Regions from separate parts of the Homo sapiens genome. Here all the other regions are linked to region 2. Evidence: chromatin contacts called from ENCODE Hi-C or POLR2A ChIA-PET data. All regions are on one chromosome and are shown on one strand. Each heading gives the region's core, a stretch centred on a gene start or an enhancer-like site at or near the end of the contact. The rest is flanking DNA. Distances are from core to core; before and after follow the strand shown. Region 1 overlaps KAT6B (lysine acetyltransferase 6B). Region 2 has its middle 88 kb from the start of KAT6B. Region 3 overlaps KAT6B (lysine acetyltransferase 6B).

What was found. A loop is a pair of places that touch in the nucleus more often than their neighbours do. ChIA-PET counts read pairs that join two places held with the same protein, here RNA polymerase II (POLR2A). Pooled maps may share reads with other maps.
Region 1: a pooled map shows a loop between it and region 2 (12-fold over the local background). The contact joins two enhancer-like sites. A Hi-C loop is called at or near these places in 4 of 37 single-sample maps with no recorded cell type and 7 of 50 pooled maps. POLR2A ChIA-PET finds 5 or more read pairs at or near these places in 6 of 52 experiments (GM12878, H1, HEK293 and 3 more).
Region 3: a map with no recorded cell type shows a loop between it and region 2 (6-fold over the local background). The contact joins two enhancer-like sites. A Hi-C loop is called at or near these places in 4 of 37 single-sample maps with no recorded cell type and 4 of 50 pooled maps. POLR2A ChIA-PET finds 5 or more read pairs at or near these places in 2 of 52 experiments (OCI-LY7 and activated CD4-positive, alpha-beta T cell).

The regions. Positions count from the first base shown.
Region 1 is chr10:74,898,678-74,901,658 of GRCh38, forward strand. All of the region lies in intron 3 of KAT6B (lysine acetyltransferase 6B), which reads left to right. Among named protein-coding and RNA genes, the nearest start is that of KAT6B, 74 kb to the left of the region's middle. Within about 2 kb of position 1,699, at least 4 of the 41 ENCODE cell types and tissues checked have a DNase peak (open chromatin) inside an H3K27ac peak, as active enhancers do; they include GM12878, where a contact is called at or near this core.
Region 2 is chr10:74,737,668-74,740,396 of GRCh38, forward strand. No RefSeq gene overlaps it. Among named protein-coding and RNA genes, the nearest start is that of KAT6B, 88 kb to the right of the region's middle. RefSeq lists an enhancer at 1,654-1,743. Within about 2 kb of position 1,409, at least 6 of the 41 ENCODE cell types and tissues checked have a DNase peak (open chromatin) inside an H3K27ac peak, as active enhancers do; they include GM12878, where a contact is called at or near this core.
Region 3 is chr10:74,975,920-74,978,622 of GRCh38, forward strand. It overlaps KAT6B (lysine acetyltransferase 6B), which reads left to right. Exons shown (of 18, transcript NM_012330.4): 8 at 1-411; 9 at 1,397-1,518. Among named protein-coding and RNA genes, the nearest start is that of SNORD172, 44 kb to the right of the region's middle. Within about 2 kb of position 1,337, at least 4 of the 41 ENCODE cell types and tissues checked have a DNase peak (open chromatin) inside an H3K27ac peak, as active enhancers do.

The DNA of each region.
Region 1 (2,981 bases), core at 449-2,948, 160 kb after region 2:
TGGGTGTCCTGGCTCTGTGTCCCATGGTTTTCCTACTGAAATACTATTACTGTGCTATAGCAGAAGAAAGAAGGCTAAGACAGTTCTGTGCTTACAGTCACCTTCAGTTTCAAATGTAATCATATCCTGGGGGAGGGGAAATGAAACTTTGAGTTTCATCTCCCAAATCATTCCTTTATTTAGAATCAACCGGCTGGGCACGGTGGCTCATTCCTGTAATCCTAGCACTCTGGGAGGCTGAGGTGGGTGGATCACTTGAGGTCAGGAGTTCAAAACCAGCCTGGCCAACATGGTGAAACCCCCGTCTGTACTAAAAATACAAAAAAAAAAAAAAATAGCCGAGCATGGTGGCAGGCACCTGTAATCTCAGCTACTTGGGAGGCTGAGGCAAGAAAGTTGCTTGAACCCAAGAGGCGGAGGTTGCAGTGAGCTGAGATTGCGCCACTGCACTCCAGCCTGGGTGACAGAGCAGTACTCCATCTCAAAAAAAAAAAATAGTATCAATGAATTCAAAGAAATAAAATGTTTTTCATGTACTCATGGAAACAACTATTTCTAAAATTCTAAATGAATTATTATTATTATTATTATTATTATTATTATTATTATTATTTGAGACGGAGTTTCTTTCTTGTCAGTCAGGCTAGAATGCAATGGCGCGATCTCGGCTCATGCAACTTCTGCCTCTTGGGTTCAAGGGATTCTCCTGCCTCACCCTCCCCAGTAGCTGGGATTACAGGCGCCTGCCACCATGCCTGGCTAATTTTGTATATTTTTAGTAGAGATGGGGTTTCACCACGTTGGCCAGGCTGGTCTCGAACTCCTGACCTCTGGTGATCCACCCACCTTAGCCTGTCAAAGTGCTGGGATTACAGGCATGAGCCACCGCGCCCGACCTCTAAATGAATTTTTAAAACTCCAGCATCTCACAAATGGTTCTTGAATAATTTTTCCTTAGCCTGCAGTGTTTAAGTTGGGTTTTGAAGGTTTTGTTACTCAATAGTCACCCTTTTTTGGGTGTAAGTTTGTCCTCTACTCCTGAGTAAGTAAGTGACCTTAGGGCAGTATTACCATGAAACAGATCTCACAAATAACATTGATACCAACATCATTATTTTTGGTCAAATGTTAAATAGTTAAAATTTGTCATCCTAGTCTATATTGAACTAATTTGAAATACCTTATATTTAAGCAAACTTTATTGTTTTTAACATAGCAAAACAATTAATAAAACTTTAAATCAATTACACATGAAACAGTAAGAAAGCAGTGCAAGATTAAAATCTCTAGGTAAGTGTTCTATAGTGTATAAGTAAGTTCTGTAGAACTTCAGAAAAAAGAGAGGTCAGTAGGATTCTTAGAGCAAAGTGTGATTTTATCTGTACTTTGGGTCAGAATAACTTTTCTGATTTTTTTTATTACTAACATACCTAAACACAGATAATGTTAACATTAATTAAGTGACCTTAGGGCAGTATCACAATGAAACATCTCACAAGTAACATTGATACTAACACAATTATTTTTAGTCAAATGTTAAATATTTAAAATTTGTCATCCTTGTCTATATTGAACTAATTTAAAATATCTTATTGAAATATATTATTAATTAATTCATATCAGACTTAGCTAGAGACACCTAATGTTCAAAACAGAAAGTAGAGGTGGATTGGGCCCAGTTGGCTCCAGTTGCTCAGAGGATGTGGTCAGTGCTGTTTTTGTACATCTTGAGCTCTGCTCACTCTGTCTGCGAGTAGGTTTTGCGTTTTGCTTGTTGGCTGTCTTGTTGGGGGTGGGAAAATGGCTGCCCATACCTTCTGCCAGGTGGGCAACCCCAAAGACTTTTCTTTTCCAGCGCACGTGTAGGAGCAGCCTGTTGGAGGCATGTGCCCATGCTTTAGACTGTCACCCAGGTCATGAGGACTGTGGTTTGAAGAGTGTGCTCACTCAACTGGCTAGGGGGTGAGGGCACTGTGTTTGACAACTGTCAAGGACTAGCGAGGTTCCCAGATGAAAGGGGGTGATATACCAGAAGAAGAGGCATGGGTGGGAAATGTGCATAGCAGTCCCAGCCAATAGCTATCACTGCCTACCACATAGTGCTACAAAACAGCGTAAGAATTATTCATTGAGTGCAAATGTTGGGGGAGTGGGGGTTAAACAGAGACCTATTCTAAGTGATTCTTGACTGTTTGTCCAGGTGTCATTCCTTGTTATAGGAGTTTTAAAAGCAGAAAATTCTCAACTGCTCATTCACCTAATACTCCATGAAAGTATATATTCTTGAGTGTCCTAAGTGTGTGTCCTTTGAAATGTTTATATATATAAAAGATATTTTAAGTATAAAATCTTAAATATCTTTTACACTTAAAATATCTTTTATATTTTATATTTGTGCTTTTATAAGTTAAAAAATGTGATCACCATGACCCTCTACTTGGATGTGACAACCCTCCATTTTATAAAATAATTACCGTTGAATCAAAATTTTTGCTCAACGTATGCTATCCAGTTACCTGTCAAAGCCAACTGAATGAATGATGAAAAGGTTCAGATCAAAAGCAACTGGCTTAACTTCACGGAGGTTTTCATGCTTTAATTTAAAATGTGTCTATGTCTAACTGATTATCTCTCACATTTTATAAAGAAATATTGACGTTCTGTAAAGTATGTAGTGACCTCACTTCTGGCTGTGTGGGCAGGTTTCACTGCAGGCCTCTGAAGCATTGATATTCCTGTAACCTTTGAGGCAAGATGTGTGTGTAGTGTATTAATGAGCTGATTGAAGTGATGTACAGTAATTTCATCCTTGGGTAAAAACAGATGTGAAAGATTCTGTTTTAATATTTAATCAGCCTCCAAGCCTCTGTTGGCTTGTTTAAGTTGACCTGACAGCATTATACCTGGAAACACTTTGAATTAAACTCTGAGTGCTTGACCTTGTTCAAACAGTTGTAATTTAATAAGGCTGCTGTCTTGGT
Region 2 (2,729 bases), core at 159-2,658:
AAATACACACACACACACACACACACACACACACACACACACACACACACAGTGATTTTTTTGATGCCATGCTTTTTTTTTTTTTTTTTTTTTTGAGACGGAGTTTCGCTCTTGTTGCCCAGGCTAGAGATCTCAGCTAACTGCAACCTCTGCCTTCCGGGTTCAAGCAATTGTCCTGCCTCAGCCTCCCTAGTAGCTGGGATTACACGCACCTGCCACCATGCCCAGCTAATTTTTTGTATGTTTAGTAGAGACGGGGTTCACCATGTTGGCCAAGCTGGTCTCGATCTCCTGACCTCGGGCAATCGATCCGCCTCAGCCTCCCAAAGTTCTGGGATTACAGGTGTGAGCCACCATGCCCAGCTGATGCCATGCTTTCTTAAAATATCATGTGTAAAAGCTTTTAAATAGTCTATTTACAGTTGCTAAGTAATATTTAAGTTCTCTAAAGTCAACTTGAATGTACAAATTACTTTCAAGTCTTGGACAGTTTTTGCCTGTGAGGACTTCCCCATAATCACTAAGAACCTCAGCCCTACTCTGCCCTTGACCTCAGAGTTTCCTTGCCCTCTTGTCGGATTGCTGCCTTGAGAAAGTTCAGACAGAAGCAAGCTTTCTAATCAAGTGCCACCTAATGGTGTGTCAAAATTTGGCTGCCTCAAGTCTTAAATGCACAAATGAATTTTACTGAGTTTGAGGCCAGAATCAAGGACTTATGGTTAGAGGCTGAATGCATGATGGCTGTGTGAATTTGGGGCCTGATGGTGTCTGGCAGTTCATTTTTTCCAAAAGGATGGAGCTGTCTTCTATTTCCTCTTAAATGGAAAAAATTGGCCAGGCAAGTTGGCTCATGCCAGTAATCCCAACACTTTGGCTGGAGGATTGCTTGAGCCCAGGAATTCAAGACTAGCCTGGGCAACATAGGGAGACCCCATCTCTACAAAAAATACAAAAATTAGCCAGGCGTGGTGGCATGTGCCTGTATTAGTCCTAGCTCCTTGGGAGGCTGAGGTGGGAGGGTCTCTTGAGCTTGGAAGGAAGAGGTTGCAGTGAGCCGTGATAAGGAAGAGGTTGCAGTGAGCCGTGATTGCACCACTGCACTCCAGATGGGTGACAGAGGGAAATCCTGTCTCAAAAATAAAATAAAAACATAAAGGGAAAAAAATTATCCTAAAATATTCTATATGGAAAACAAAGAGATAAAAGCTCTGACAGGCATAATGGTCCCACAAAGATCCATGTCCCAATCCCTGCAACCTGTAAGTACATTATGTAACATGCAAAAGGGCCATTGCAGATGTAATTAAGGTGACAGTTCTTAAAATACAGAGATTATTCTGGGTGATCCAGTGAGCCCAGTCTAATCATGTGAGCCTTTAAAAGCAGAGAACTTTCTCCTGCAGGAGGCAGGAGAGATAAGGCAGAAGTCAGAGAGATTCAACGCTTGAGAAGGAGTTAGTGAGCCTTTGCTGGCTTTGAAGGTGAAGGGGCAACGTGACCAGGCGCACAGGAAACCTCAAGAGGCTCAAGGCCAACAGAAAGGAAACGGGACCTCAGCCCTAGCACCACAAGGAGCTGAATTTGACCAACAGCCTGAATAAGCTTGTTAGCAGTTTCCTTCCCAGAGCCTCCAGGAAGTAACAAAGCCCTGCTGCCACCTTGATTTCAGCATTTAGAGACCCTAAGGACAGTACCTTGCCAAGCCCACCCACCAGACTTCTGACTACAGAACTGTGAGAGGCCAGGCGCGGTGGCTCACGTCTGTAACCCCCACATTTTGGGAGGACAAAGCGGGGGAGTAACTTGAGGTCAGGAGTTTGAAACCAGCCTGGGCAACCTGTCTCTATTTATAAAAATCGTTTGTGCGTGTAGAACTGTGAGATAATAAATGGGTGCTGTTTTAAGCTACTAAGTTTGTGGCAATCTGTTACACAGCAATAGAAAACTAATATATGAGCTGCTTGCAAGTAGAGACCCCATGTACTTAAAAGGTTCTCAGATAAGTAAGAGGAATGATTCTTAAATTTTAAAGTTGGGGCTGGGCACGGTGGCTCACATCTGTAATTCCAGCACTTTGGAAGGCTGAGGGAGACAGATCACTTGAGCCCAGAGGTTCAAGACCAGCCTGGCCAACATGGCTAAACCCCGTCTCTGCAAAAAATACAAAAATTAGCCAGGCGTGGTGGTGTACACCTGTAACCTCAGCTACTCTGGGGGCTGAGGCAGGAGGATTGGTTGAACCCCAGAGGCAGAGGTCGCAGTGAGCCAAGATTGCACCACTGCACTCCAGCCTGGGCGACAGAGTGAGAACTGGTCTTGAAAAAAAAAAAATTGGAAGACACATTTAGGGATATAAATAAAAACATGATGGGAGGTATTATATTAGATCACAGAATCAGGACTTTGGGGCTCACATGTTGGCCCTGATGTTGCACTCTGCCGTGGACATGGAACTGGCCTGACAGATTCAGCTATAGTTATAGAAATTCAGAAAGACACAAAGGCTGAAGACAAGTGGGAGATATGGAGCTCTTATTTGTGTCGGCTATCTGCAGGTTCTGTGAGACGGGAACAGTAATGGTGCTGTGTTTTGCCCTCAGCTTGCTGTCACTGGAGTTTTCTACCTACCTTGTACAAAGCCAATCCGTTATCCCCTGCCTCGCAGCATCAGTCCAGTCCTGCACTCGCCAGGAGTATCAAACAGCTGGAAGATGAGGGCACACTTTTCC
Region 3 (2,703 bases), core at 87-2,586, 240 kb after region 2:
TGCCCTCCCTGAGCAGCCTTACCACTAACAGCCAGCTGAAGGCACTCTTTGATGGGCTTTCTCATATCTATACCACTCAGGGACAGTCTCGCAAAAAGGGACACCCGAGTTATGCACCACCCAAACGTATGCGTCGTAAAACTGAATTATCTTCCACGGCAAAATCTAAAGCCCACTTCTTTGGCAAAAGAGATATTAGAAGTCGGTTTATTTCTCACTCCTCCTCCTCTAGCTGGGGGATGGCTAGAGGAAGTATTTTTAAAGCAATTGCTCACTTCAAGCGAACAACTTTCCTTAAAAAGCACAGGATGCTAGGCAGATTAAAATATAAAGTGACCCCTCAGATGGGGACCCCCTCACCAGGGAAGGGGAGCTTGACAGACGGAAGGATTAAACCTGATCAGGATGATGGTAAGCAAAAGGTCAAAGCTCCAACCAAACCTGCGTCCCGTCCCTTTCTCCCCAACCCTGAAAAAAATCAACCAATCAATTCCTATTTGTCACATAGGTCTTAGCTATTTCTCTTGTTCTCACTTCACTTTCATACAGAAGCAGTGAAACTTTGACCTTTTTCTAATGCTGACTAAACCTCCAAAATGTTGTTTTTCCAACTAATACTCTCCCACCTTTTATTATTTATTTCCATTCGTAGTGACACTAGGACCCCCAGATGCCTTCATAGCATTGCTTATGGCTTTGTAGTCCCGCATGAGTAGCCACTGCCATGCTTCTGCCATGCTCTCCCCCATGTCACCTCTGCAGCCACAGCGCTGTTCAGTTGTGTGCTGTCAGTGCTTCCAACAGGGGGTGTTTCAGCTCTTCCCTCTGCTCCATTGCTTTCTCATGACAAAGTTCATCCTGCTTCCGTCTCAGCAAAGCCTGATCTGTGACTCTGTGATGTGTGCTTTTGGATGTGAGTGTGTCTGTGTGTGTATCCACCTTAGGGAGAAAACGGATTTCATAATTTCATTGAACAAATTGGCCCATTACATTTGCTACCCTTTATCAAACAAAAACCGAAACTGTGTCATTTGGACAAAGTGGTAGAATTTATTATCTCAAAAGTGATAATGGGAATGCTATAACTAGACATCGATAAAACTTCTAATCTTGGTTGAAAAATATGATTTCACTTTGTATTGCTCTTACTTTCCCTCATATATTTATTAAAGCTGTAAAAAGATGACAGTGATAAATTCAAATAAAAATTTGAGTATAGCAGGGAAAGGATACTGCTGGATCTATGAGCAGTGCTTAGATGTAAAAGCTTATTTATAAAGCTTTAAAAAAAATCCCTATTTGCCCAGTATGCTAATTTGGTGCCATTTTGGTAATATATGGTGGTTACTCATGATTCAAGTCAGTGAATACACTTTCTGCTGGTTTTAAATGACAGATACTGAAATAAAAATAAACATCAAACAAGAAAGTGCAGATGTAAATGTGATTGGAAACAAGGATGTCGTTACTGAAGAGGATTTGGATGTTTTTAAGCAGGCCCAGGAACTTTCTTGGGAGGTAAGGCGAGGATCCCACATTGTAGTAGCAAGTATAAGATGTGGCTTCTAACTATTAATATGGAATTACTGTGTTGATTTTATAGAGAATCCCTTTCAACATCCTTTGTGATTCTTTAGCCGTTATCATGCCCATTTCTACTGACTGTACATTCAAAAGCAATGACTTAGTAGAATTGTCGCCACTCTTAAAAGTAGGTATGGACTCAGCTGGTCTCACAAAATAAAACAGAGTAGCATTAGTTGAGGCAGATTTTGGAAAACATTTCTAGGTGTGAAGGAATAGATTTCTGATGAGTTTTGCCTAAATTTAGAAAATAACAATTTAAAATCATTAACAAAAAGAAGAACATCACTGTTAAATTCACCGATGTTTCTTCCAACACAGATGGCCAGCCATATGAAAAATGTCTCATATTTTTAGCTCTTCTGCATTGATGAAAACAATATTTTGTTTCACAATCAGTTGTAGTCAGTTTTATTTTTATTGTCCAGTAATTTCTTTAAGTGATTCCACTTTAATTCTGCTTAAGTTATTACCACCCAGATATTGACAGGTGAGGCTGTCAGACTTCTCAAAGACGAATCTAATATGAATTGTGAATTTGTTGTGTCAGTGACTACATTCGGTTTCTATGACCAGTGTGGTCAGGTAGACTCCCTACCCAACCCCACTTCCTGTTTTGTGGGGAAGGGGTTTTCTGTAGGCTCTTAACGCTTTATTTTTAGTAGCAGCCAGTTGGGCTAAATACTCCTGACAGTTTCTACCTTCAGAGCTATTGGGTATTTCCAACCCTCATTCTGCCCCGATCTATCAGGATGCCTTGTATCAGCTTTCCTTTGGCTAAGATAAATGTCAGATTTCCCCCAGTTATTAAGGTTGGAAGTCCTTGAACCAGCCCAGGTTGGAAATGGAGCAGGTCAAAACTCCTACGTTGATCAGTAGTGGGATTGTGCCCTTGAATGGCCACTTTACTCCAGCCTGGACAACACAGCAGGATGCCACCTCTTTTAAAAAAAGATTCGAAGTCCTTAAATATTATCTTTTTTTGGCCTACTTCTGACATTCATATGTAAACATGAACAGTAGGCCATTATCTGAAAGATACTGCTAATTCTAAAGTTTTTTCATTCCAACATGGTAAAACTGGCTTTTTTTATTCAAGAAATATTCTTGTTCTGTGTC